4 separate regions of the Mus musculus genome follow, and all the other regions are linked to region 2. Evidence: chromatin loops called from intact Hi-C (ENCODE). Cell type or tissue: left cerebral cortex. All regions are shown on one strand.

Region 1 (5,000 bases), 260 kb before region 2:
AGACATTTCCAATTGCACAGACTTTTCTGAATTGTTCCACAATGTACATTAAGGCTAAAATCTTGACTGTGTCGTTTCTTAATTGCAGAGACCTTGTGGTAGACTGACAAATAACTCTCCTCAAGAATAGAGAGTCAGTCCTCAGAACCGTGGTGCTATGTAATAGGGCAGTAGAGTTTTGCTGTATAGGTAGGATCCCCGAACAGGGAGACTCTCCTAGATATCCAGGAGGGAGCCATGCTACCACACGGACCCATTTGAAGGGAACATGGAAAGTTCAAAAAACAGAAAAGGCCACATAGTGGTAGAGGCAGGAGCGAGTGACAGTGCTACATGAAAGGGAAGACAGTAGCCTCCAAAAGCTAGAGAAACAGGACAGCCTCCTCTGAGGCTCCTGAAGTAACAGCAGCCAATTCCTTCCTATGAAATACTTGTTACAATATCAAAAGGGATATGTGTGTAAATTATGGATAACCCATAATAGAGCCTCCATGTTTGCCTCAGCCTTGGCAGTGTCCTGTCAGCCCCTCACAGGTAGGATGTGGGTTGGTGTGGCTTCCGCTAATTGGGACACCTGTAACCACTCAATGACCATGAGACTATATAGCACAAAAGGCCAGCCCTGGAAGATACCAGTTATGGACAGTGACCAACCAAAGGGATCATTTCCTCTCTTGGAAATTGTGACCTCAGTATGGCTTCAGAGATGCAAGGACCAGAGTCCAGTGGTGTGGAAAGCGAGGGAGCAGGAAGGGGCGGGGAGGGAGCATGGGAGACAAATGAGATGGGAGAGAAAGAAGCACTAAGCAGCAGCTTCCTGCAACCATGACCTCACATTGCCCCATGGTTTCCATAGCAACCATGACCCGAGCCAGGCCTCAAATGACCCCTGAACTGATGAACAATAGTAAGTAGCATTCCAGCTCTTCACAAGACTCAGAGCAGCTGCTGAGATGGACCCAGGCTCCCTCACCTTATTTAATGAGAAGGTTCTGTTCTTTGCAACCTCACAGAGCCCAGTCAGGGTTTCCTGGTCTTAGTTTTTAATCTTTTAGAAAATCACTGAAGGAAAACGACTTGAATCAAAACACCAATAAAGAAATATGCAAATGGCCAATAAGCTCATGAAAGTATGTTCAGTGTCATTAGATATTGAGGCAATGAAAACCAAAAGTACAGCGGGAGACCCACCTCACAGCCTCGGGAGAGCTCAAAAGACATTAGAACTGAAGACAGGCACAGTGCATGCATACAATACTGGTAGTACAATACGTGGTAGCCACCACAGGGAAGAGTTTGGCAATTTAGACTTTGACAGAATGTCATAGTTAGAACAGAGCAGCATACAGCCACAATCTCTACTCCTAACTATATACCCAAAGGTCACAGAAGAGGCATTCAAATGACACCTGCACAGCTCTCATAGGGACGATAGATAGTCAGAACCCCATAAAAGTGCAGATAAGGAACCATCCATGAGTGGGTAGACAGGTTTGGGAATAGATGTGCAATGGCATGTGACTTAGCTATGAAGGAGACTGAAAACTGATACACACTGCCAAGTACATGGACCTTGAAAACACTGCTATAGGAAAGAAAGCAGCCACAGAAAGCTATACAGTGTATAAACCCACTTCCATAAAACAGCAGCAATGAGCACATTCACAGAGATACAAAGCTGTGGGCCAGAATTTGCCCAGGGCTTGAGGAAAATGGGGGAGGGCAACTATTTGTGGGTATATAAGTTACTTTGTGGTGGTAAACAGTGCTAGAAATATGTCACACACAGCTACATAGCACTCTGAAAATACGAAATGCACAATTGCACTCTGCTGGGTGGTTAGAATGATTCCTTGTATATGAATTTTATAATAATGAAAAAAGTTTGTGGAAAAAGTACTTCATGACACTTGTTCATTTATTTGCTTATATATGTGACATGTATATAAACACATATGCACACTCGCGGTGACATAAACAGAAACTGAAATGATATGTAAAGCATACCAAGGGTGTGCTAATAGTAATCCATAGTTAGGTGTTGGCTGTGTGTTTCTGATTAGATGTATATGTAATAACCATGTCCATCATTTATAACATTGTATCATTGTAATTTAGAAGACGTATATAGTCTTCATTATAATAACCATTTCAACTTACAATTCTGCTACAGATACAATAGACACCTTGCACCCGGCTGTGTGTGCTTCTGGTGCCTTTGGGACCTGGGCTGTTCTTATCCCACAGTGGTCAAGTCTTGGCTGAACGACACCCAGATTCTCCGAGTAGTCTCTCAAAGTCTCCAACCTCACATGAACGTTACGGTCAGCCTGGGGCTGGAGAATGTTTTCTACAATGGAGTAAAAGCCAATGATTAGCATGCGTCTGTTCAGTCTGTCTGGTCTAGCCTCTGGGTGAAGAGAGATACTCAGTACAGATCACCTGACCTTTTATGTTACTAGTTTAATTTGATAATTTGACCCCACCATTTAAACTGGCTCAATGATGGGGTCCAGTCAGTAAAGAGATAAATAGATATTTGATACTTCAAAAGAACATTACAGATCTTTGCAAAAATAATGTAAATTTCTCAAGCAAATGACAGAGTGTATTGAGAAAGACACCAAGGGAAACACTCTTGCATTTTATTTATTTTGCCTATCAAAATAGACCAAAAGCCGTTCATCCTCTTGATCGGCAGGTGGCGCTGTGAACGTATCTTTGAAATTGAAAACACAAAAGCCATTTTCTTTAATCCCTCAATTACATAGGACATTTGAAATGATTTGTTTTAATCGGAATAAATGTCACTGTTAGTGACAGTAGATAATCCCTAAAATTCTCAAATCCTCCGCAAATGTTAATGGAATCACTTCATAGAAATAGCTTTTCAAATATTATCCGTAAGCTTAATAAACTGGGTTCGTTATGAACGGACTGGGTTATTTTCCTGTATATCGTCCTTGATTGCAGCTTCACACACAGCTATCTATTTAATCCTGGAAAACTCAGACGTTATTATTCCCGCTTCTCAAAGAGAAAATCGGGTCTCACACGGGTTACATTTTTTTTTACCCAAGTCCCATACCCCATTGATGAAGAGAATCACGCTTCAAAATCAAGCCTGGCTCCCTGGTGCTTAACCACAGCACGAAAGCATTTCAAAGGCAGAGCTAAATTGGTGAAAGTGTAGTAGATTGTAGTAAGGACTGAACAGGCTCAGGGGATTTTTAAATGCTAATTTCATTCCACCTTCAGTGCCATTTCTATTCAAATCACACAGATTGTTTAAAAACGAAAACAAGTCTGACCTTTTTTTTTTCCTGTGGGGAAAGTCTGGAGTCAGGAGTCAAACAGAGCTTCACAAAGACCTGGAGCCACACTCCCACACCCCTGTAGACAGAGACCTTTAGGCTGTGTAAAGGGGAATCTCAAGAAAGGAGCGGGGCTGCCCAGCAGTGAAAGGGGGAGAAAGAGATATGCAATTTGCATATCTAAAATTTGACCTTTTTGTGATCAGATAATCTTTTGCCCTATGAAATAGAAAAATCTTTGCCCACTGTGATCCCATTCTGAACTTTAAAAAGCATACAGAGTGCAAATTTGAAAAGTTTTATGTGATGTAGGAGCAACCAAACGTTCTAAGTCTGACACGCAGATCCAATGTAGTCAACTATGAAGGTTATTAAATGGACATGAGACATCTCTCTTTTCTTTCTAAAAGCAATTGTTACTCAGGCCTGAGGCTTAACTGAGGCTTTTCAGCTCCTGGCACTAGGGCCTCCCATTATGAGTCGAGTCACCATTTGTCCTGGGAGAAGGAACACTGAGCACATGGACAGTATTTCAGCTAGGTGAATACTTACCCTGGTACTTAGGACAGACAGTACAGTAGTGCGCTGGCCAGTTTCACACTGTCCCTCTCATAAAGCTCTCTACGGTCACACCTGAACATCAGCCCTATGACATCAGTGCCGGCTTAGCTGCCAATGTAACAGTCCACAATCACCTGGAAAAATATTCTTAACAAGGAATTATCTAGATCAGGTTGGCTTGTAGGCTTGCCTGTGGGGTTGGGGGAGTTTTAATTCATGTAAGACTGAGCCATTTCAGGTGGCACCATTCCCTAGGCAGGTTTCCAATAGCAGAAGAGAGGCGAAAACTGCTGAGAGCAAGCAAACAAGCAATAATCAGTATATTCTCTCTTTGCTCGTGACTGTGGATATGATGTGAACAGTTTCCCAAGTTCCTGCTGCCTTGACTTCCTGCACAAGATGAATAGAATCCTAGAATCTGGAGCTAAAACAAGCTTGTTCTCCCCCTAAGTTGCTGGTTGTTAGGGTGTTTGTCTTAGCAGCAGGAAAGAGACTAGAACATCTTACCTCTTTAATGGGATGTCAGGACACAGTCGGGAAGAGAAAAACACCTCAGGCTTGTCCTAGGACAGAGATAGCAGGTCACAGAAGTGTCATGGAATGAGCACTGGACAAGGCTATCCCAAGAGATCCCAAAAGAGGGGCCCAGCTTCTACCCCACTCCGTCCACACCGCCTTTCCACCATAGTCCATTTTTTCCCCATTACTATCACTTCTGGTGCGGCAACCAGCAGAGCTCACATTCAAAGCACAATGTGACACTTGCTTTCTAAGTAAATAGACATTCGTTTCCTAGAAATCCTGGTGACTGAGTGACAAGGCATGGCCCTTCACGCCCCTGAAGGAACAGCGGGACCTGTTCTTTCTGTATAGATAGTACACATTTCTATAATAAAAGTTAGATAAAAGTTAACACACACCCTAATTGCAAGTATTAACATGTTTAGCTGAAAATATGAATCAAAGTCTTTCTTTAATTAAACATCAAAATTTTGTCTCATTAACTGGCTCCAGTTGTCCACGGTGGAGGGGGCGGGGGGGGGGGGAGATGTTTTTCTGGAACTTTATTTTCTTATCTCCTTCTACTTCCTATCCAGTCACTTTTTCCAGAGTCAGTGGGGGCTA
Region 2 (5,000 bases):
CTGTGCAAAGACTGCAACCCTGCAACGGTTTGAGGGTCTGTATGCCCTTCATGGGACAAGGTAAAAGATACCCATGCAAGCTGGAGAAAAGTAGTTATCTTGAAAGAAGAGCTAATTCCAAACAATGGAGGAGGAGAGAATGGGTGGCCAGGAAAGGCAGAGAATTCCAGGAAGAGAAAAAAAGAGGAACAAAGGGTGGAAATTACTGGTAGGTTAGGGAAGCAGTCTATGGCGACCTTAGGGCAGAGAGTGGGAGGAGCTGGCTGACTGGAAATGCCTGCTGGGACCACAGGTTGGAGCCTTACTCAGTGACCAGTGAAAGGGTGATTGTGTTTGGTGTTTACCCAACTGAGAGTTCCTTGAAATAGCCAGGTGGGAAGAGGACTCCATGGCAGATGCCAAGGAGTAGAAAATGAGGTCATAGGATACACATGACATTTCAGAGAGTAGTGGTTTCTAAAAGAGTTTAAAGATGAGGACAGAAACAGGGGAGACTATCATATGTGTGTATATACATAATATATATACATATATATATATTCCCATTATGTAATAGTATGTTAATATGGTTTCTTTTTTTTTTTTTTTTTAAGGAAAAAAAGCCATGGAAATAGACACATAAACTACAAATATCCATCTCAAGAAGGCTGGGGGTAAAGGAGAAGAAGGAGGCCCAGGGAACAAGGAGGAAGGAGGCTTGCACCTATGGCATGTTGGCTCACATAAACATCATATAGACCAGCAGCCATGGCATACTGGCTCACATACACATCATATAGACCAGCCAGGCACAAGGAAGTGTCCTTCCCCACTTAGCGCCGCCAAGCACAGGAAGAAGAGCGAGGAGACTAAAGTTGTGTGCTAAGCAAAGTCTTAAATCCTGTGACAAATAGCTGAAGGAGTTATTCGACATACCAAAGTCAACCTAGTGGCCAAGGTTCTCCCAGCATCCCTCAGTCCTTACCTGTTATAGGGTTTGACTGGCATCCCCTGTCGTCTACATGAACTCTCCAGTGCAAGGGCTGGGCTGCCCTTCCCTCAGAGGTTCTTCCCTATATAATCCAGCCATGTCGGTTACCTGTTTCTTTTGCCCTCTTGGCTGCTGTACCTGGTTCTCCTCTCTGCCCTCTCCTTACATGGCTCTGGGTCACATCCACTCTGGATTCTCCCAGATATCTAATAAACTTTCTCCTCCAGCATTCATAGGAACAGTCATGGTTTTCCTTTTTATTTCTTTTTCTCCCCATTCAGTTTGGCTGTGTTTTTATTTGTTTTATTTTTAATCTCTAAGTCAGGGTTTTACTGTGTAACATAGCCCTGTCTAGCAGCTCTGTAGAAAGATTTGCTTGCCTTTGCTTCCAGAATACTGAGATTAGAGGTGTGTACCACCATACCCCGAGAAAGGTTTTTACAGACGGATCAGAAAGAATCTAATTCCAGATTCCATACTTTCCAAATGTGGGGCTGTGGGCAAATTAACCTCCTTTAGTTTCTGTTCATACGTTCATAAATGAAGATAATACTGGCTGATTCCTGGCATATAGCGACAATGGTTAAAATAATCCTATGCACAGCATCTGGCAGACTATCTGGGACAGATTAGATAGTCAAAATGAATAGTTATTTCATTATCAATAGAGTTCTTTAATGAGAACACATTTCAATAAGCTCATTAGCTAATCTAATTTTGACATTAAATATTTATGCTACGATTGAAACCCTTCTGAACACTCTCCATTAGGTATCTGGTTCCAAAATTCAAACTGAACATAGGATTTATCTGCACTTCTGGGTGGGTGTTTTCCTTTGTCCGTAAATATCATCAACTCTAAATGAAAGCCATGCATTCAGAAGACGAAATACCCACCAGGTGCTTAAAACACAACCTAATGTTTCCATCGGTCGAGGAACTGACAACCCCAGGGAGACAAACAGGTGTGACCTTCAAGTAACCATGGCCCAGATTTGGCACCAGAGATGGAAACCCTGGCAGTTAAGTACCCAATTCTGTCTCTGCATCTGATGAAATGATGTGTAGTCACATGGCGAGGTTACTCTCAGGCATTTTCTTAGGTCTGTGGCTACTACCTCTGGCACATTAATTGCTGTGGCGGTAGCATTATGTGTTACACAACACTGGTCACTCTCACAAGCCCTACTGCTTGTTTGAACAGCTACATCATTTTTAAAGCATCATCAAACAAAAGTTTCTTTGTTATATATTGAGATGAATAATTACCAACCATTTTCATGGGAGAATCTATCTGCTCCTCCCTCCCCAAGCTGAAGCTCATGTCTGTCGGTGGCTGTTGGGGGATGGGCAGCGGGAGTTTAGAAAAGATTTTGGTTAAAGATAAGAGATAGGGAACGTCATCTGTGGGTCTCTGAAGTGCTAGTACGCGCTTTGAGCAAAACGAGGTAGAGGGGCCACAGGAAAAGGCATTTCACATCATTCTTGGCACCGTGGAATGAAAGAGCGATCCTGGGGCTACTTAATAAAAACCACCTACATGATTATTCAAGTATTTCTCCCTAGCACAATTGTGTTTTAACGGAAACATCAATACCAGTCTGTTGAGAAACAACAGCAAAACTAAACAGTCATTTCCGAAGAAGCAGTGATTGACGCTGTAGAACGCTACAGATAAGCATCTTGGAGGAATGATTGAATATTTTCTTAAGCGTACCTTGCATCGGAGGCACAGAAAGGTACACACGATATTCACCTCTTATCTACCTACGGTGGACGCTCCAGGAGCCACACCACAGTTGAATGAAGGCTGGATTAAGAAACTAATCTAAGGCTATATATAGACAGCAACACCAATTTAATCCCCGCCCTCTCCAGCCTACCCTCCCTAGTTCCATAAATCCCCAAACCTGAGTTATAAAGACAGGCAGCTCTCTCAGAGCAAAAAAGACCCCCACACCCCAACAAAGTATCAGAGCAGTTGTAAGTCGCTTCTAAATATCCTTAGCGAACACCACAGGTCCAGGTTCCATGGCTTCCACAGAGGGCAAGAAATGACAGACAAGTACTGGGGAGGGCTAGGTTTGCAAAAAGAAATTTACCTTCTCCGAGCCTCTCCCAGTGTCGCTGGTCATGGGGTGTTCCCCTCACCTCCCGGCAGTGGGCCTCCCCGGGGATCGCCACGCACGAGACCATGTGCACCCGCCACTTTCACCGCGTGGCCAGCTTACGGCCGGCCCGCGGTCCCCGGAGCTCTTGGGGCGGACAAACGTAGCGAGGTCTAGGTCTCGCTCGAGAGGCACTAATACACAGTACGTGCATGGATGATGGCGCGGCGCGGGGGCTCCTCTATGAAGAGGAAGGCAACCGCCCCAGGTGGCACATGCTTCCTCCACGCCAGCTCCAGCCCGCTGGGACCCCTTGGCTCGGAGGCGGTCACTGCTCGCTCAACTCTCAGGCTCCCGCCGCCCCACCTGATCACCTCTTACCTGTCCAAGGAGGGAGCGACGACGCGCGAGACTGGTGGCTGCGGCGGATCCTGCAGCAGCAGTGGCGGCGGCAGTGGCTGAGGCAGACAATGGAGGAGTGAAGGACAGACACATTGACACAGACACACAGAACCCGGTGTAGCTCCGCCTCCTGCCCCGGCCCCGCCCTATCCCCGCCCCTTGCCCGAACCGCGCCACTCTTAGGGGCAGTGCAGCCCGTCTAGCTGCATCCCAATGCCTCCGCACGTGCCCACAGAAGTCACTACCAGGCAGAGAACTTCTATCCTTAGAATCCAAGGAACCCTGTGTCCCTGTACTTCTTAATAGGTTATCATGGGAATAGGAAACCTAGAAGATGTATTGAATCCCCTTCCAAATGTCTCCTTTTGGTTTGGACCTCGTAGGTTGCTCCAATTGGAGTCGCTTGCTGCCTCTTGCAGCTCCTCCTCCCGACCTGGCCATTGAGGCGCGGGGGCGGGACTTGTGGAGAGCGCCAGCCCGGCTCGCTCAAGCTCGCCGCACCCGCCAGCCCCCAGCCGTGAGACCCTAGCGACTCTGCCACTTCACTGGGCTGCTGCTCCGGCCTCGAGTTGCCTTGCTGTGGCGGTCTTCCACGACGCATACACGTCTCTTGTTTTTTTAAAAAACCTTTCCAAAGAAATAGAATAAGCGTCAAGCTGGCGGGAACGATGGGTCACATAAAGAAAGGCGAGCTGACCCAGGAGGAAAAGGAACTGCTGGAAGTGATCGGGAAAGGTACGGGTGCAGGGTTGGTATCCGGGTGCTGCACACCTGGTCTCAGGGCATTGAGGAGCCTGGAGCGCGCCCTAGGCCCGGAGGACCTTGGGCAACTTGCAATCCGGAAAAAGCCTTTCTGTCTCTGTCTGGGGACCGATTGCAGGGGCGGGGAGATGGGAGGCAGAAAAATTGAGGCCATCAGATCTAGGTTGCCGAGCTTAGACCTCTAAATCAGCTTTTTGGAAATCGACCGACTGTCACTACACATCTTAGACAGTCACGCGTGGCCCTGGGCGCCTGTCTTTGCGTATGCATGCTTGCCAGCTCATTGGATGTTTTGACCGTAATCAGTCAAGACCGCAGTGGCCTGGTAGTTCTAGGCTCCAAGTCGGGTGTATAAAGGGCCCTTTCGACTTCCGGAGGCTTAAGGATCTGGATCCCTTGCAGATCCCCGCCCCTGCTGCGGGTGGAGGGAGCTTTCAGCAACAGGGGTTCTTTATAAGGGCACAGAACTCGCTCTGCATGTTCCGCCCTGAGCTTTCTGCATCAAGGCCTTCTGTGGCTGGCTTCCTGTAGCCCAGGTCGGCGCAGGCACCCACAGACACGACTGACCTTGGTCCGATGTTAGACCTCAAGTGATCTTGTTGAGCTCCTTGGTGCTTCCCAGTCCACTTTGTGGATTCGAGCCACGCCTCCTCTGTGCAGCTTGCAGGAAGGAAGCCAACTAGAAGCCATGTTTCCCCACCAGTCCCTGAGTGCATGTCCCAAATGAGTTCCTGGCCGCATCCCCGTTACCTGGCAGG
Region 3 (5,000 bases), 52 kb before region 2:
TTTTGTCCTTTCTGTCCACCTGATAACACTGTGTCTCCTTTCTTTTTCCTTTTTCTTTTTAAGCCCTTCTCCTCTTCCGACATACTTTCTTGTTGCTCTGTAAGGATTTTCTGACCTGTCTTGACTGCCTCTTGATTCAAACAGTAACAGAGTCCATATATCAGAACAAACAAGACCAAAACTATCAGACCTACCCACAAAGGGTCAACGGGAGAAAAAAGCATAACTACTCAGCGAGGATCTATTGATCACTACACTGAGGTTATCATAGTTCCTTAACTTGTCCCCAAACAGGGAACCTTAACTTGTCCCAAAGCCAGGAACCTTATCATTACTTTGTGCCTCCTTCCTGGCAACTTTATACTTGCCTCAATTTTATCCGAGGTCCTTCCCAAACTCCTGGGGTCGCAAGTTTCACTCACTGTGAACTTACCCTGCCGGCAACCACTGACTGCTGAAAGTTCTGAACTCGGTGGGGGAGTCGGTTCCCCGTACGGGCCACCAATTGTCGCGCCTGCTCTCGACCAGCAAGAACGACACGACCACCAGTCCTTCTAACAGCAGTTTATTCCGTCCTCATCTTTCTTCTTTCTCTTCATCAGTACCGTTCCCCAGCTGAAGAGTTCTGAATCCACGCAGGATCCTTCTCAACAGTCTGTTTCACGGGAACCTTTATTAACCCCTTCTTCCCCGTTATGCAGTTCTGAATCCTTCCTGTAGCAAGGGGTCTTCACTCATGCCTGAAGATGTTTCTTGTCCCGGGTTTTCTCGTCCCAGGTCTTCTCGTCCTAGGTCTTCTCGTCCCGTCCCGGGTTTCGGCACCACTTGTTGCGCGCGCTCAACTGGCCAGGAAGAACGACGCTGCTACAGGATCCTTCTGCACACATTTATTCAGTCCTGTTTCTTCTTTCTCCATATATCTCCCTTGTTTATATCTCCCTTGTTTTTATATCTCCCTTGTTTATATCTCCCTTGTTTTTATATCTCCCCTGTTTATATCTCCCCCGAACCCTGGGCCTCTCACTCTTTTTATACTCTCTCTCATCCACGCACCGCAGGCCACGACACCTCACCAGGCACGCAGCTTCAGCTAATCAGGGCAGCAGGGGCAAATCTCCACCAAATTGGATTCACCTGTATCCTGGTACACCTGCGCAGCTCTCAAGATGTTTGTGGTTTATATGAGGAAGTCAGGTGCAAGTCATATGACTTAGCTGCAGTCCCTGGCGCCTTTGGGACTGCCGCCACACCCGCTCCCCACAGGTTTATTCATTGTGTGTGTGCTACAGTGAGCCACATGTTGAGATCAGAGGACAACTTGAGAGAGTTGGTTCTCTCCTTCCACCACGTGGGTACCAGGGATCTAACAACTGTCACCTTTGGCAGCAAGCTCCTTTATCTATAGTAACCTCCCTGGCATGGTTACTATATCCTTTTCCTAAAATAGTTATTAGGAAATACCTCATTGTCTTAGTTAAGGTTTCAGCTGGTATGATAAAACACTGACCAAGAGCAACTTGGGGAAGAAGGGGTTTATTTCAGCTTACAACCTGTGGTCTATCATCCAAGGAAGTTAGGCAGGAACCTAGAGGTCATACACTGCTTACTGGCTTGTCCCTATGGCTTACTCGGCTTTACTTAGGGCATACAGCACCACCAGCTGAGGGGTGGCACCATCCAAATGAACTGGGCCCTTCTACATCAGTCACTTGTATTAAGAACATGCCCCAGAGGCTTGCCCACGGGCCACACTGATGGGGGCATCTTCTCAAAGGAGGCTCCTTTTTACAAGATGTACTCATATTAAGAATCTGGATGGCGAATTCAAATTCATAGCAAAATAGCACTGAGCATTTAAAAAATTAACTATCCGTCAATCATGTAAAAACTTTTTCAATACAAAGTCTAAAGTTACTATTCAAAGTAGACAAGTCTGCTGGGCAGGTGTGAGAGACGCAGGTGAACATTACCCTAATTGAACTCACGTGGCTAACAAGAAAAAAGCCATGAAAGACAAAGTGGGGCTGAGTGGAATAAAGGAGATCAGTAGGAGTGGGAGGTGGGTAATAGGGCATGTGTGAATATGATCAAAATACATGTTCAATTGAAATTAGTTTAAAAAAACTATGAAAAACACAGCAAGCAATTCTAAAAACAGCAGGGAAAGTAAGCGTTTTGCTTATATTACTTTATATGTATGATAACGTGCTGCTGCTACTTAGGAATGCACCACCTCTAATGGGCCTTTCACAATGTTCAAAATCTGTCTCCCAGTTGCTCCTTTTCCCCCTCATAAAACTATGTAATCCAGCCCTCAAGCAGCCAAGCATTGCTGCTGCATGCTGTAGGTATGGGGACTGGGATCAGTTAGAGCGCTCAACATTCATTTTTTTTAGTGCTGGTTGTCATGGCAACCTAAACCACCTAAATACAATGAAGAGACAGTAAATGTGAATATTTAAAAATAGCCTTGCCTTAGAAAAACAGGAGAATGGCTGGGCCAAATAACTAAAATGTCAAGTGAAAGGCTAATTATTGCAGTAATTTTCAAGTCAGTCTTATAGTACCTAAATGGGTCTGAACGCAGTATATATAGCATTTTGATAATCACTGTTATTAGAGCTAATTGTTTCAATTCAGAAGCAGACTCAATTATCTTATATAATTATACTCGTTCACTATAGGCGAAACAACCAGTTCATCCCGTCTTCTGGCAGCTTCTGACCAGTAAGAGTTCAGGTGCCTAACCAGCAAGGGTCCTGATGTAGTGCGCACCGAGCCTGAGCCTTCTTTCTCTCTTTCTGTGACATGGACAACCTCCAGAACCTTCCCCAGCTAGCATCTGTGGTGTTCCTCCATGAAGACAGGCTTGTGACCTCTGCCTGAACTGGCTGGTTTTGTGTGTCATCTTGTCACAGGCTGGAGTTATCACAGAGAAAGGAACTTCAGTTGGGGAAATGCCTCCATGAGATCCAGCTGTAAGGCATTTTCTCAATTAGTGATCAAGGGGGAAAGGCCCCTTGTGGGTGGGACCATCTCTGGGCTGGTAGTCTTGGTTCTATAAGAGAGCAGGCTAAGCAAGCCAGGGGAAGCAAGCCAGTAAGTAAAATCTCCCCATGACCTCTGCATTAGTTCCTGCTCTCTGACCTGCTTGAGTTCCAGTCCTGACTTCCTTTGGTGATGAACAGCAATGTGGAAAGTGTAAGCTGAATAAACCCTTTCCTCCCCAACTTACTTCTTGGTCATGATGTTTGTGCAAGAATAGAAACCCTGACTAAGACACTGCGTTACCCATCTCTGTTCTCCCAGAGCTTCAGCAAAGACAGAGGCACAATGGGGGAGCAGGGACGATACCTTTATAAAAGAGAACCACGATCTTCTGGAAGGCCTTCATGAAGTGGATGTTGTCGTAGCAGTATTCCTGAACCTTCTGCAGGAGGACGAGCTCGGACTGGCCTTGGGAACTGAACACGGCCAGCAGCGGAGCGTATTGCTGGGACAGAGCAGAGGGAAAGGTGTGACCCAGAGCCAACACTGCTGGAATCCCAACAGCAGCACATTGGAGATATCCTGTTCATGGTTATTATATTATGCCCAGCTACAGTGAATTCTATACCAGTGTATCTCAGTAGACTTTATTCACTGCATGCATTAAGGAGACCAAATAAGACTACTGCATTATGAGCAACCGCACAGCCCATTGTGTATACTGGGCACTGTGGAAGTGCAATCAAATCCTCGCAGGCTATGGTGCAGCCGAGCTCCAGTTAGGATAGTGGGATTCTCCTACTCTATGTCCCAGGCACCGCAAGTCACCTGCAGGGTCTCTTTCTGTTGTTTCCCCATCCCAGATTTCCCTGACTTTCTATTAGTGCTAGAGAGCTTTTCCTAGACCTGACTCACTTCTCTTCCATGTAAATGTCCCCATCTGGAACAGAGTGTTCCCTTCTCTGACCTCAGAGATACTGAAAGTCATCGTCTATGACCACCTAGATCACAGTCTGAGCTCAACGTCCTAACTGAACTCTACATGCAAGACCTACTATGGTCACCTTAGCGCAAGAGCATGCGGATCTGTACCTCAACTTCCTAACTGAACTCTACATGCAAGACCTACTGTGGTCACCTTAGCGCAAGAGCATGCGGATCTGTACCTCAACTTCCTAACTGAACTCTACATGCAAGACCTACTGTGGTCACCTTAGCGCAAGAGCATGCGGATCTGTACCTCAACGTCCTAACTGAACTCTACATGCAAGACCTACTATGGTCACCTTAGCGCAAGAGCACGCGGATCTGTACCTCAACGTCCTAACTGAACTCTACATGCAAGACCTACTATGGTCACCTTAGCGCAAGAGCACGCGGATCTGTACCTCAACGTCCTAACTGAACTCTACATGCAAGACCTACTATGGTCACCTTAGCGCAAGAGCACGCGGATCTGTACCTCAACGTCCTAACTGAACTCTACATGCAAGACCTACTATGGTCACCTTAGCGCAAGAGCACGCGGATCTGTACCTCAACGTCCTAACTGAACTCTACATGCAAGACCTACTATGGTCACCTTAGCGCAAGAGCACGCGGATCTGTACCTCAACGTCCTAACTGAACTCTACATGCAAGACCTACTATGGTCACCTTAGCGCAAGAGCACGCGGATCTGTACCTCAACGTCCTAACTGAACTCTACATGCAAGACCTACTATGGTCACCTTAGCGCAAGAGCACGCGGATCTGTACCTCAACGTCCTAACTGAACTCTACATGCAAGACCTACTATGGTCACCTTAGCGCAAGAGCACGCGATTCTGTACCTCAACGTCCTAACTGAACTCTACATGCAAGACCTACTGTGGTCACCTTAGCGCAAGAGCACGCGGATCTGTACCTCAACGTCCTAACTGAACTCTACATGCAAGACCTACTGTGGTCACCTTAGCGCAAGAGCACGCGGATCTGTACCTCAACGTCCTAACTGAACTCTACATGCAAGA
Region 4 (5,000 bases), 130 kb before region 2:
CAGGAACAGGAAGATGCCCACAGCAATGACCACACCCACCACTCGGAGACTGGAGATCAGCCCAAAGCCGATGCCCCAGGCAGCAATCCCAATGAGCAGCAGGCTGACCAGCTGTGGAGAGATGGGGAGAGGTTCAGCGTTATAGCGCCCGCACCGCTCAGGTATTAACATCTTAGCATCTTTCCTACAACGGCAAGAGTCCCTTGGGGGCCCCAGGGTGTCAGCTGTGGAACCTGCTACACACACCACATTCAAATGGTGTTGTATTTGTATATACTTTATGATATCCTCCTTTAAGCTTCAGACCATCTCTGGGTGACTTGGACATTGCCTTGCAATGCTACCAGAAATTGTCAGGGGAATAATAACAAGAAAAAAAAAACTTGGCTAATGAAACCATTTTTTGATCCTGTTGATTAAATGCATGAATGTGAAACCCACAGTTAGAGAAAGCTGACTGAAACCCACAAGGCTCAGTTGATGGTACTGTTGTAATAAATTTAAAGTCATCCCCAATTATGCTTAAAAAAAAAAAGATTAACAATAATCCAGAAAGCAACCATGCAGTCTCAAAGGTCATCTGGATTCTGACGCCTACAAGGAGCATAAGCTAGCCCAGTAACAGCATTATGTAAAACTAGGCACCAGCACACCTCAGTCTATCATTCTGATGTGCTCATATGAAAATTACCTTTTGCTTTATAACCCAGTCGGCCCGCAGCCCCCTCTGTTCTCCCGCTCCCCAAAAGGCTGAGACAGTCCTCCCTCCCCTAACAAGCTGTGTTCCTCAAATGTGAAGCTATGGTTTCTTTCCTTGTACTACAACCTGTTGCCCTATCGCCTCTCCAGGAGCAAAAGGCAATTCGGATGTAAGCTCTCCGAGGCTCGAACCTCCAGGTATCCTTGGAACTTATCAGGGCCTGAGCCCTGGAGAACATTTGAAAATTGTTTCCAGTACGTAAAACCATAGACGTGCAAGAGACCATTAAAGCCATCAAGATTAAAATAGGGAAGGAGAGGTTGCTATTTGAAATGAAATGGCAGCTGAGCAAGGAGAAATCATGTTCTATTCCAGTCACTGTATTTATAAGTTTATCAAACACTACCTAAAGAGCTAGTACGCCTGTGTGTAAGACGGAGCTTACAAAACGCAAAGATATAATTATTCTTTAAACAAACAAACAAACAAATAAATGGTAAACCACATAAGAATTATAATGAACTCTAGAAGATATAGATAGCTTAATACAGTTTCAGAAAGGGGTGGAAGAGGATTTATAGAGCAGAATAGTTCTGTGTGCCTTCAGTACACATGCGGTCAACCATCTCCAGGAGTAATGAGGTAGTGTAATGCCCAGTTTGGAAAAAAACAAAATTCAAAACTAGATTTTTCTAGCATCACACTACTGACAGGCCTCTGTTTAGAAACATATAAATTACTATGTGATTTTTTCCCTTGCTCAAATGCACCACTGTTTATGTGCAAAGCAATATACACTGATTTAAAAACTTATTTACATATATAGAGAGATAAACAAAACTGCTAAATATTGTGCATCTGTTTCTATTTTTACCCAAAGCATTTTCTTTTTTGAATCTTGGTCAAAGAGCCAAAACATGGGAGGGGAAAAAAAAAAAAAAAAAAAAAGAAGCCATCTGTGGGACCACAGAGCTCGTTTCAGGTGACATTACCACAGCAGCTCATACACCAAAACAAACCGCTCCCTTCCTCAGCTGCTCCTTGTGAGTTCTGCATCATTGTCTCCTCAGAGTCTCCTCACAAGTTCAAACAGTGGTGAGCTGAGAAAACGCACTCTGCCCTTTCACAGGTGAGCTTACTTCTGACTCTGTAACACCTAAATGTGTCACATTCCCTTTCACAACCAATAAAAGGAGCCTGGGGGGGGGGGGGTGAAGAAGGGCCTCACCTCTGCCTGGCTTAGCATCACCACAGTAATCTTGGTACAGGCACAGAGGATGCTCCACAAGTACACACATCAGAGTAGCTAACTGCAGCAATTAGTGGTCTCCAGAAACAGAACCAATACAAAGTATGCATATGTATGTATGTATGTATATATATATATATATATATATATATATATGTATATGCATATATGTATATATGCATACTTTGTGTTGGTTTCTCATATATATATACACACATATATATATATATATATACACACACACATACATACACACACACATATGAGAAAATGAAGCTCAGACAAGAGAAATTTTAAAGCGCTACCCACACTATGAAGGATAGTCTGATTCGCTTAATCAACTGATTCTAAATGCTGGCTACAGTTCAAAATACCCTTAAAGCAGTATCTAACCAAACAACTGAGAACCATGGCACCCTGTGTCCATGGTAACACAGATGACACATCCCACCCACCTGCTAACATCAAATTCTGGATGAGAGAGGCGCATTTACTAATTCAGGTCATGAGACAAGATCTTCAATCTGCATTTCCCTTAACATAAAAAGTCCTTCTGGGGTCCTCTGGTCTCCACACGCACACTGGGTAGCATACATGTAAGTACATACACAGCTTTAAAGAGTTCGTTCGTCCAAAATCATGCCAAACCCTTCCTACATTAATGGGATTCTTTTTTTTTTTTTTTTGGTTTTCCAAGACAGGGTTTCTCTGTGTAGCCCTGGCTGTCCTGGAACTCACTTTGTAGACCAGGCTGGCCTTGAACTCAGAAATCCGCCTGCCTCTGCCACCCCCCCCCCACTTCCGAGTGCTGGGATTAAAGGCGTGTGCCACCATGCCCAGCCATTAATGGGATTCTTAAACATCAGGAATGTTAAAAGTTAAATATTCTTAAAGTATTAAGTTAATAAACTTTACATTTAAATAGTAAATTCAAGACTTAAAGACAGAAGTCAGAAATTGTTCTTGTCACTTAACCTGGTTGCGTACATCACAGCCCCTGCCACGACCTATTCCAATACTGTACACAGGCCTGAGACACACGGTACAGATGGAATGACCAGAGCTGTGTTGACACCTGCCCCATGTTTTTTTCTGTCTTATTGGCTTCGTTTGGCTGAAGGTTTAACATTTTGTTTGTTCTGCTTTGCTTTGCTTTGTCTGTTATTGGTTTAGGGGTGGCTTCATCTTTGTTGGAAGGGTTTCAGAGTGTCCGAGATAAGGTAAGATAGCTCAGGCTAGCCTCAAAGTCAGGATTCTCTTGTCTTGGCTTCCCAAGTGCAGATGACATTGCATGTGCCACCGGAACCATCAACACCTCTTTTCCCACTGTGAATTCTACATCAATTTCCATGTATCACAAAGTATGTCCCTTCCTTTGATTTTTTTTTTTCTCTACTATTTAAAAATGTGAATCCAGGCCAAGAAGATGATGACTCAGCAAGTAAGGGTGACTGCTGCCAAGCTGGGCAATTCTATCCCAAGAACCCACACAGTAGAAAGAGAGAGCTCTTACAATCCTGCAAACTGTTCTCTAAACTCTATACATGTGTTGGGACACACACACACATACACACACGAAAATGAAAGAGGTTGTTAAAACAAATATCATTTTGTAATGAACTCACAAATAAAACACCATGCATCTGTACTAAGGCAGCCATTCAAACAATTTAGAGAGAGAGAGAGAGAAACCACTCTTAGCTAGTATGCTGTAACAAAGAAGATGGGATGGATTTAGCTTGTTGGCTATAGTTTACTGGCTTTTGCTTTTGAAGTCAGTAAAGATTGAAAGCTAACAAGAGGACAAATAATTACTATGTCAAGAGATTTTTTTACAAAGTATGTCACAGTAAAATACAATTAAAACAGAACAAAAGTAGGTAAACACAATAAGGCAAAGAATGCAAAGAAAATATAGGCTCACTAAAGAAAGTGCATTCCTTTTTTTGAGTCTCTGACTCCCGTGTCCCTCCCAGACTCAAGCAACCCCCTATGACCACAGGAGTTGACTCCTGTCCACTTGCTGTCCACAAGATGAGTGTATCAGATTGACCAAGGGGACTCTGAAGCTGGGATTAAACTACAAATCTCAAGACAGGATGATTCTAAATTATGTGAATAAGATTTAAATAGTCTCAGAGTCCTTGCAAGAGGTAGGAGGAGCGGGCTGGTGAGATGGCTCAGTGGGTAAGAGCACTGACTGTTCTTCCAAAGGTTCTGAGTTCAAATCCCAGCAACCACATGGTGGATAACAACCACCCATAATGAGATCTGACGCCCTCTTCTGGCATGTCTTAAGCTACAGTGTACTTATATGTATAATAAATAAATCTTTAAAAAAAAAAAAAAGAGGAGGGTCAGGATCTGAAAACGACATCACTGAGGGAAGCAGAATGTAGCCTGAGAGGTCTAGCAATGGCATGCTACTAGCACTGAAGGCGGAGGGAGAGGTTCTATGCCAAGGAACGCAAGGAGCAGATGCCAGGCAACACTCTTCCCTTCCCTAGCAAGTACAGCCGAGACCTGCTGCAGACTTCTGACTTCTGGTACAAGGTACAACCTATTGTTTTAGGTCATTATTACACTTGTAGCACTTTGTTAAAAACAGGAAACATTCGATGCTTTTGAAAGTTTGTCTGGTTAGAATAACAGGAATAGACTGAATCCGATTACAGACTCATTAGAGTCCAAGGTTAGTACACAGCCTCTTTGAGGACAGGCCTTACTTGGTTTACCCCAGGTGGCTCTGAAGTATCATGAATTATTCCTAGCTGGGCATGACGACCATTTAGAGGCTGAGGCAGGAGGATTTCCAAGAGTTCAAGACCAACCTGGACTACATACCAAGTATTAAGCTAACAGGCAGACCTACATTATAAGACACCGCCTTTGAAAAACAAGAAAGGCATGGGGGATGGAGAGATGACTCCCTCTTTCAGAGCAATTGCTGCTCTTCCAGAGGACCCAGGATTGATTCTCCAGTATCCACATGGCAGATGGCAAGCATCTGTAAGTCCAGTTCCAGGAGATCTTCAATGCCCACTTCTAGGA

Evidence for each region. Peaks named below come from ENCODE experiments on the same cell type or tissue, not always from the same donor. Only the 100,000 strongest peaks of a DNase experiment are listed, where the experiment ranks them.
Region 1: a loop joins it to region 2, with 5 times the contacts of the local background. A loop is called at or near these places in 4 of 42 quality-filtered maps.
Region 3: it touches region 2 in a loop (2.8-fold over the local background); 6 of 42 quality-filtered maps call a loop at or near these places.
Region 4: a loop joins it to region 2, with 5 times the contacts of the local background. A loop is called at or near these places in 3 of 42 quality-filtered maps.

The regions. Positions count from the first base shown.
Region 1 is chr12:35,893,686-35,898,685 of GRCm38, forward strand. No RefSeq gene overlaps it. Among named protein-coding and RNA genes, the nearest start is that of Agr3, 29 kb to the right of the region's middle. In left cerebral cortex, a CTCF peak has its summit at 2,700 (motif pointing right); DNase peaks (open chromatin) are centred at 2,727 and 3,103; H3K4me3 peaks cover 626 bases; H3K27ac peaks cover 417 bases.
Region 2 is chr12:36,153,209-36,158,208 of GRCm38, forward strand. It overlaps Bzw2 (basic leucine zipper and W2 domains 2), which reads right to left and starts at 3,617. Exons shown (of 12, transcript NM_025840.3): 1 at 3,460-3,617. It overlaps Ankmy2 (ankyrin repeat and MYND domain containing 2), which reads left to right and starts at 3,916. Exons shown (of 10, transcript NM_146033.3): 1 at 3,916-4,215. The coding sequence starts at 4,149. In left cerebral cortex, no CTCF peak of the experiment used is centred here; DNase peaks (open chromatin) are centred at 2,182, 3,655, 3,878, 4,608 and 1 more place; H3K4me3 peaks cover 3,364 bases; H3K27ac peaks cover 3,210 bases.
Region 3 is chr12:36,100,908-36,105,907 of GRCm38, forward strand. It overlaps Bzw2 (basic leucine zipper and W2 domains 2), which reads right to left. Exons shown (of 12, transcript NM_025840.3): 10 at 3,355-3,493. Among named protein-coding and RNA genes, the nearest start is that of Bzw2, 53 kb to the right of the region's middle. In left cerebral cortex, no CTCF peak of the experiment used is centred here; DNase peaks (open chromatin) are centred at 2,396, 2,790 and 3,403; H3K27ac peaks cover 480 bases.
Region 4 is chr12:36,023,962-36,028,961 of GRCm38, forward strand. Tspan13 (tetraspanin 13) reads right to left here. Exons shown (of 6, transcript NM_025359.3): 2 at 1-111. Among named protein-coding and RNA genes, the nearest start is that of Tspan13, 16 kb to the right of the region's middle. In left cerebral cortex, no CTCF peak of the experiment used is centred here; DNase peaks (open chromatin) are centred at 2,406 and 3,394; H3K27ac peaks cover 1,490 bases.